2 separate regions of the Homo sapiens genome follow, and region 2 is linked to region 1. Evidence: chromatin contacts called from ENCODE Hi-C or POLR2A ChIA-PET data. All regions are on one chromosome and are shown on one strand. The core of a region is the stretch at or near the end of the contact, and the rest is flanking DNA. Distances in the headings are between cores, read along the strand shown.

Evidence for each region. Hi-C counts contacts between places; a loop is a spot of excess contacts on that map. ChIA-PET counts read pairs that join two places held with the same protein, here RNA polymerase II (POLR2A). Pooled maps may share reads with other maps.
Region 2: a pooled map of posterior vena cava shows a loop between it and region 1 (2.3-fold over the local background). The contact joins two enhancer-like sites. A Hi-C loop is called at or near these places in 19 of 168 maps with a recorded cell type or tissue (GM12878, GM13976, GM13977 and 16 more) and 5 of 50 pooled maps. POLR2A ChIA-PET finds 5 or more read pairs at or near these places in 7 of 52 experiments (AG04450, BJ, CD8-positive, alpha-beta memory T cell and 4 more).

What each region holds. Positions count from the first base shown.
Region 1 is chr19:47,288,566-47,292,372 of GRCh38, reverse strand. No RefSeq gene overlaps it. Among named protein-coding and RNA genes, the nearest start is that of INAFM1, 16 kb to the right of the region's middle. RefSeq lists an enhancer at 1,654-2,505. Within about 2 kb of position 2,557, at least 14 of the 41 ENCODE cell types and tissues checked have a DNase peak (open chromatin) inside an H3K27ac peak, as active enhancers do.
Region 2 is chr19:47,375,260-47,379,066 of GRCh38, reverse strand. It overlaps DHX34 (DExH-box helicase 34), which reads right to left. Exons shown (of 17, transcript NM_014681.6): 10 at 3,359-3,601; 11 at 2,970-3,143; 12 at 2,507-2,624; 13 at 1,861-1,967. Among named protein-coding and RNA genes, the nearest start is that of DHX34, 28 kb to the right of the region's middle. Within about 2 kb of position 1,591, at least 5 of the 41 ENCODE cell types and tissues checked have a DNase peak (open chromatin) inside an H3K27ac peak, as active enhancers do.

The DNA.
Region 1 (3,807 bases), core at 1,308-3,807:
GGAGGATTGCTTGAGTCCAGGAGATCGAGGCTGCAGTGAGCTATGTTCACACCACTGCACTTCAGCCTGGCGCGGTGGCTCACGCCTGTAATCCCAACACTTTGGGAGGCCGAGACAGGCGGATCACGAGGTTAGGAGATGGAGATCATCCTGGCTAACATGGTGAAACCTTGTCTCTACTAAAAATACAAAAAATTACCTGGGCGTGGTAGTGGGCGCCTGTAGTTCCAGCTACTTGGGAGGCTGAGGCAGGAGAATGGCGTGAACCCAGGAGGTGGAACTCGCAGTGAGCCAAGATCGCGCAACTGCACTCTAGCCTGGGCGACAGAGCGAGACTCCGTCTCAAAAAAAAAAAAAAAAAAGTGGACGAGATGAAAATACTATTCCAGAAGCACCTGTAAGGGACAGAGAGAGGGAAACTGTAAGGAAAAAGTTAAGATATGTAAGCCAGGCATGGTGGCTCATGCCTGTAATCCCAGTGCTTTGGGAGGCCGAGATGGGTGGATCACCTGAGGTCAGGAGTTTGAGACCAGCCTGGCCAACATAGTGAAACCCCATCTCTACTAAAACTACAAAAAATTAGCCAGGCATTGTGGTGGGCGCCTGTAATCCCAGCTACTTGGGAGGCTGAGGCAGGAGAATCACTTGAATCTGGGAGGCAGAGGTTGCAGTGAGCAGAGATCACGCAACTGCACTCCAGCCTGGGTGTCAGAGCAAGAGTCTGTTTCATAAAAGAAGAATAATAATTCTCTGGATTACTAGGCAGAGACTCTTGTTCTCTTCCCTTACTTTTTCCAGAGTCTCTCTGTGCTGAGATGCCTGGAGTTGGGGGAGGGGTGACACAAGCTCCTCTGTGGCCACCACCTCTGGGACTGCACTGGGTCAGACCTGAAGCCAGCACAGCCCTGGGTCTCACCCAAGGCCCGCTGTACCCAGAGCCTGGAAACCACCTATGTTCACTCTAGGCTCGAGCGTTCTACAGCCAGTAGGTGGTGAAGCCAGCAGACTTGTGTTCATTTCTTCAGGATGGCGAGGTCCCCCCGGCCCTGGGTGGGTCCAGAGATGCCATGCAGGAGCTTGAACCCAGAGTTGGAAACCTTAGGAATCTACTGGGCGCTCTATTCTACTATAGCTGAGGGGCTACCCAAGCCACAAGACAAAGTCCTTCCCACTCTTCTCTCTCCTTCCCACAAGCCAAGAAGTCTCTCCCTGTGGCCACCACCCCAGGCCCACGGCAAGTACTGCCTGGCCACCACTGATGTTCACTCCAGGCCCAAGCGCTCTTCGGTCAGCTTGCAGTGAATCCTGCCAGGCCTAGAACTCTCCCTTCAAGGCTGTGGACTTCCCTCTGGCCCAGGGCAGGTCCAAAAATGCTGTCCAAGAGCCATGGCCTGGAATCGGGGACCCCAAGAGTGCACTTGGGGCTCTACCCCTCTGTGGCCAAGCTGGCAGCTAAGCTGCAAGACGAAGTTGCATTTACTCTTCACTTTGCTTTCCTTTTTTTTTTTTTGAGACATTGTCTTGCTCTGTTGCCCAGGCTGGAGTGCAGTGGCGCAATCTCAGCTCACTGCAACCTCTGCTTCCCGGATTCAAACGATTCTCCTGCCTCAGCCTCCCAAGTAGCTGGGATTGTAGGCATGCACCACCACACCTGGCTAATTTTTGTATTTTTAGTAGAGATGGGGTTTCGCCATGTTGGCCAGGCTGGTCCTGAATTCCTGACCTCAGATGATCCACCCACCTCAGCCTCCCAAAGTGCTGGGATTACAGACATGAGACATCACGCCCAGACTTCCCTTTGCTTTTTTTTTTTTTTTTTTTCCGAGACAGTGTCTTACTCTGTCATCCAGGCTGGAGTGCAATGGCGTGAACTGGACTCATTGCAGCCTCTGCCTCCCAGGTTCGAGCGATTCTCCTGCCTCAGCCTCCCGAGTAACTGGAATTACATGCGCCCCCCCCGACCCCCACCACGCCCAGCTAATTTTTATATTTTTAGTGGAGACAGGGTTTCACCATGTTGGCCAGGCTGGTCTCGAACTCCTGACCTCAGGTGATCCACTTGATCAGAAAGTGCTGGGATTACAGGCATGAGCCACCACGCCTGGCCTCTCTGCTTTCTCAAGCAGAAGGAGTCTCTCCCATGTAGCCACCACAGCCGGGAATGTGCCAGGTTCCACCTGAAGCCATCACGTTTGAGTCTCACCTAAGGCCCACAGCGTGAACCACCTGGCCTGGCCACCGCTGCTGATTATTCAGGGCCCAAGGGCTCTTTAGTCAGCAGGTGATGAACCTGCCAGGACTGGGTCCTTACCTTCAACACAGCAGCTTCCCTTCCCCCTCACGGTGTGTTCGAAATGTCCTCCAGGAGCTGGGGCCTGGAATGGGAGTCACACAGTTCTGCCCAGTGCCCTACCCTACTGAGGTAGGAGGCAGGGCTTGTACACAGGACCAAACTGAGGACTGGCTGAAACAGGTCTAGGGCAAAAGCAGTTTTCCATAAGACACACCCACCAGTGTACCGTATCAGTTTACCATTGCCATGGCAACACTCGGACCTTAGCACCACTTTCCATGGCAATGACCCGGTGACTGGAAATTACCACCCTCATCCTAGAAATTTTTGCATAAACTGCCCCTTGATTTGCATATAATTAAAAGTGGGTATAAATATGACAGCAGTGCTGCCTCTGGGCTGCTCTTCTGGGCACACTGCCTGTGGGGTAGCCCCGCTCTGCAAGGGGCAATTCCTCTGCTGCAGCTGTGCACTGAGGCTTCAGTAAAAGTTGCTATTTAACACCACTGAGCCAGACACGGTGACTCATGCATGTAATCCCAGCATCTTGGGAGCCCGAGGTGGGTGGATCACTTGAAGCCAGGAATTCAAGACCAGCCAGCAACATGGTGAAACTTCACCTCCACAAAACATTAGCCGGGCACGGTGACACATGCCTGTAATCCCAGCTACTTGGGAGGCTGAGGCACAAGAATCACTTGAAACCGGGAAGTGGAGGTTGCAGTGAGCTGAGATCATGCCACTGCACTCCAGCCTGGGTGACAGAGCAACACTCTGTCTCAAAAAAGGAAAAAGAAAAAAAAATAACACCACTGGCTCACCCTTGAATTCTTACATGGGCAAAGTCAAGAACCCTCCCAGGCTAAGCCCCAATACTGAGACTGTAGACACACATCACCAAGCCCACCTAATTTTTAAAAATTTTTCTCTTATAGAGACAGGGTCTTGCTATGTTGCCTAGGCTGGTTTCAAATTACTGGCCTCATGCTATCCCTCCCACCTCAGCCTTTCAAAGTGCTGGGATTACAGGCATGAACCACCTTGCCCAGCCATAAACTCTCTTTTTTAAGCCATTGTTGGCTGGGCAGCAGGGGGGTCTATTTGTTACAGCAGCTTATCTCATTCTAACCAATACCTGCTACTGTGCATAACACGTGTAACACTCCCAGCCTCACCCTTCATGGCGTACACCCCTCCCAATCCTTCCCCAGACCTTCTCCCACAGTAGAGCTCAACAGCTGACAGGTGGCCGTCCCACCTATCACTTTTTACTTTATTTGCATGTTTTTTGTTTTTGGGGTTTTTTTGACACAGAGTCTTGCTCTGTCGCCCAGGCTGGAGTACAGTGGTGCCATCTCAGCTCACTGCAGCCTCTGCCTCCTGGGTTCAAGTGATTCTCCTGCCTCAGCCTCCTGAGTAGCTGGGACTACAGGCACATGCCACCACGCCTGGCTAATTTCTTGTATTTCTAGTAGAGATGGGGTTTCCCCATGTCCACCCATGATGCACCGCAC
Region 2 (3,807 bases), core at 342-2,841, 88 kb before region 1:
ACCTCCACCTCCCAGGTTCAAGCGATTTTCCTGCCTCAGCCTCCCTAGTAGCTGGGATTACAGGCACGCGCCACCCACCCGGCTAATTTTTGTATTTTTAGTAGAGATGGGGTTTCACCACATTGGCTAGGCTGGTCCCAAACTCCTGGCCTCAACTGATCCACACACCTCGGCCTCCCAAAGTGCCGGGATTATAGGCGTGAGCCACCATGCCCGGCTTATTATTTTTTGAGACAGTGTCTCACTCTGTCACCCAGGCTGGAGTGCAGTGTCAACAATCACAGCTCACTGCAGCCTCAATCTCCCAGGCTCAAGCAATCCTCCTGCCTCAGCCTCCCGAGTAGCTGGGATTACAGGCACACAACACCACGCCCAGCTAACTTTTTAAAATTTTTTGTAGAGATAGATAGAGTCTCCCTATGTTGCCCAGGCTGCCTTTGAACTCCTGGGCTCAAACAATCCTCCCACCTCAGCCTCCCAAGGTGCTGGGATTCCAGGTGTGAGCTGGCCAGATTCTCTCAACAAGCAGTCCAGTGCAGGGAGAGAGCGCCTCAGGTAGCAGGTCTGTTCCGCTTCCTGCGGCCCGGCTGGTCGCCAATCCTCTGTCCCTCGGCCTGCGTGCTGCCTGCTTTCCCATGCTCACATGAGCACCTGGCATCACCCTTTTGGTTTGCCGTCTGCCTCTACCATCCTATCTGAGCCCCATGAGGGTGGGGAGTTTGGTTGACATTGACCACAGCTGCACCCCCGGCCCCAGAACACTGAACACTAACAGTGCCTGGCCCACCAGACGGGCTCGAGGGAGGTGTGGACACACACAGAAGTGACTGAGCTGAGCTGGCTTTTGTGGTGTTGGTGGCAATCGCAGTGTCAACAAAACCCTGAGGCTCTAGGAGCCTGCAGGTTCCTCTCTCCCCTCCACGTTCCCTGGGACCCAAGCCGGGGAGTGCTGGTAGTGAGCCAGGAGGCAGGAGGGGGCAGTGTGACCCAGGAGCTCTGGCTTGGCCACCTGCTCGGTGTGTGACTTAGGTGACGTATCCCCGCCCCTGCCTGAGCTTCAGTCCCCTCTATAAAGGGAGACCCACAGGGCTGCGTGAGGACTCCGAGGCCAGGCCTAGGATCACAAAGACGCTCGAGGAGCACTAGGGGCAGGGCAGTGGCTGCCATGGGGCCCATGGCTCTGCTGCCGGTGCCCATGCAAGGGCATCCATGATCTGAGTTCGGCCTCAGCCTCCACCGGGGCAGCACCCTCCTCTCCCTCCTGGCAGCTGCCAGCCCTCCTGGCTGGGACCCTGTCCCAGCTCTGAGAAGTCCCCAGGGTCCTGTCTCCCTCGCCTCTCTGGCCTCATCTCCACACGCTCTCCCTTGCTGACTGCACGCCAGGCACATGTCTGCCTCGGAGCCTCTGTGCAGGCCACCCCACTGCCTGGAACACTCTGCCCCGAGATCCACACGCTCTCCTCTTTGGGTCTCTGCCTGGGGACACCAGGTGGCCTTATCTTGTACCACACCCTGTGTCCACCCTCCCACACGTCGCTCAGGGCATCACTGTGCTACTGCTGTCACTGTCCCCTGCCACTAGAGCCCGAGAGGGCAGGGGCTGGGCTTCATGCCTGGTTCCCTGCTGCGCCCTTGGCACCTGGCACAGCGCCTGGCACCCAGCAGGCACTTGGCAGGTTAACTGTTGAGCAAGTCCATGAATGAGAGAAAAAGCAGCCACAGCAACGGCCCAAGGCTGACGCCTGCGGCCAGCCCAGGTGCCAGGTGGCCCCTCCAAGCCCACGCGGTGCCCCCACCCACCACCCTGGGCAACGCAGCTCTCATATCTGGGCATGGGGGCGGGGTGGGGCAGAGGCCCACCTGGAGGGCAGGGATGCGGACGCAGTTCACCAGGTACGGCTTGTTGGTCTCCAGCAGGGACACGAAGCTGAGGAGCTGGTGTTTGCTGCTCATCTTGTCCTTGTCGTCTGAAAGGTTGAGGAGGACCGCTCAGGCCCACCCTGGCCCACCCAGGCCCATCAGAAGCCCGCCTGTCCCACCCGGTCAAAGTACACATCGATAGAAAGAGTATGCTTACGGCATGGCTTTGGTGGCCTGGCTCAGACAAGAAGGTCAGCCAAATCTGAATGTGACTCCCAGCACGCAGCCATGCCTGCAGCGAGACACCCTTCCATGCACACGGGTGCCAGGGGGGCCTCCCTCTGCAGGACCCACCTGGGAGCTCACAGAGTCCATAGGACAGGCCCCCTGACCGGTGCTCACTCTCTGGGCACAGCCACACTGGCTTAGGTTGACTATCACCACCATGCGGAAGGTGAGGCCCAGCAGGGGTGAGTCACCCAAGGCTACCCAGGGAGGCCTGGCCCTGGAACTTCCCCTCCTGTGGGCCCCCGTCAATACCAGCCTGGGCCGGTGTGGGAGCCCCAGCCAGAGGGGCCTGGGAGTTCACGGTATCCCTGCCCCTCACATCCCGGATGGGGGTTCCTTCCGCCTGGGCTCACTGTACCTCGGCTTCCGTCGCAGTTGCTGGCCTCCAGCTCCTGTGCGTGCAGCACCTCGGGGCTGCCAGCGAAGACGCAGGTGGGGTGCAGCACGGCGCCCTGCTTGGCCTGCGTGTGGAAAATCTGCGGAGGACAGAGAGAAAGCACAAGCCCTCCTATCTGCTCTCTCCTCTGCCCAGGATGCCTCTCCTCCACCCTCTGGCCCAGGTTCCCTCCTCCAGGAAGCCCTCCCTGACTCCTCCAAATCTGGGGCAGATGCCCCCTGTGGGCTCCTATAGTGCTCTTGACTCCCCAAGCCCTGCCCACTCTGGGTTGTCTGGGGATGGGTCTGTCCTCCCACTGGGTTGTGAGCCCCATGGGGACAGAACCAGGGTTGTTTCAGTCACCACTGCATTCCCGGCACAGGACAGGCACTCAGGGTTCGTGTGTTGGAGGACAAAACATAGGATGGGGCAGAACAGGCCCCACCTGGTCTGAGTCCTTTCGGCTGCTGTTGAAGGCGTCGGGGACGGCCAGCTGTGGGTACAGGCCCCGGCCCAGCACCAGCTTCAGCAGAGCCAGCTGCTCGCGGCTCAGGTCCTGGGCTGAGCTGGCAGCGGCCTGCAGCTGCGCCAGGTCATGCCGAAGCTTGAACTTCACATCCTGGGGGGAGCACGGGGAGGCAGAGTCTTAGGGGACCTGAGGGGCTCCTACCATGATCCGCAGACCCCCAGGCTCTGCAGATACCTGGGACCAAGCACCGTCCATGGAAACCCGGCTCCTGAAATGAGGACAGGGCCATGTCCCCTGGGACCCCCCCAGGAGAGGCCAAGGCCCACCTTGGTAAACCCCCACACCCCACAGCCCATGGCGCCCACCTGGATGTCCACGCCATCACTGGCCCCTGGGGGGGCTGGGCCAGCCCTGTCCTCGTCACTGGAGCCGCCGTCCTGCTCCTCCTGCAGCCGCAGCACCTTGCGCCTGCGCCCCGCGCCCTCCTCGTGCTGGCGTTTCAGCTGGTGCAGGGCCCGGCGCTCCCGGCGCTGCTGCAACCGACTGTAGCTGTCCCCTACCTGCGCGGCCTGGGCCCCAGCCAGCAGCCCGTGGTCCTCCAACAGCTCCTAGGGGCAGGTGGGTAGGGGTGAGGGCCTCAGGGCAGACTCAGTGGGCTCTGGACTCATGGAAATGGGGACCCTCCCAGTGGCAGGGCTGCTAGTGCCCAAAGGGGGCTGAAAACAGCCCCTCGCATGGTGCTGGGCATGGATCGCTGCTCCAGAGAGAGAGCTGTCCTCGCTGGTCAGTGGAGGGAACACCGGGGCCAGGGGCA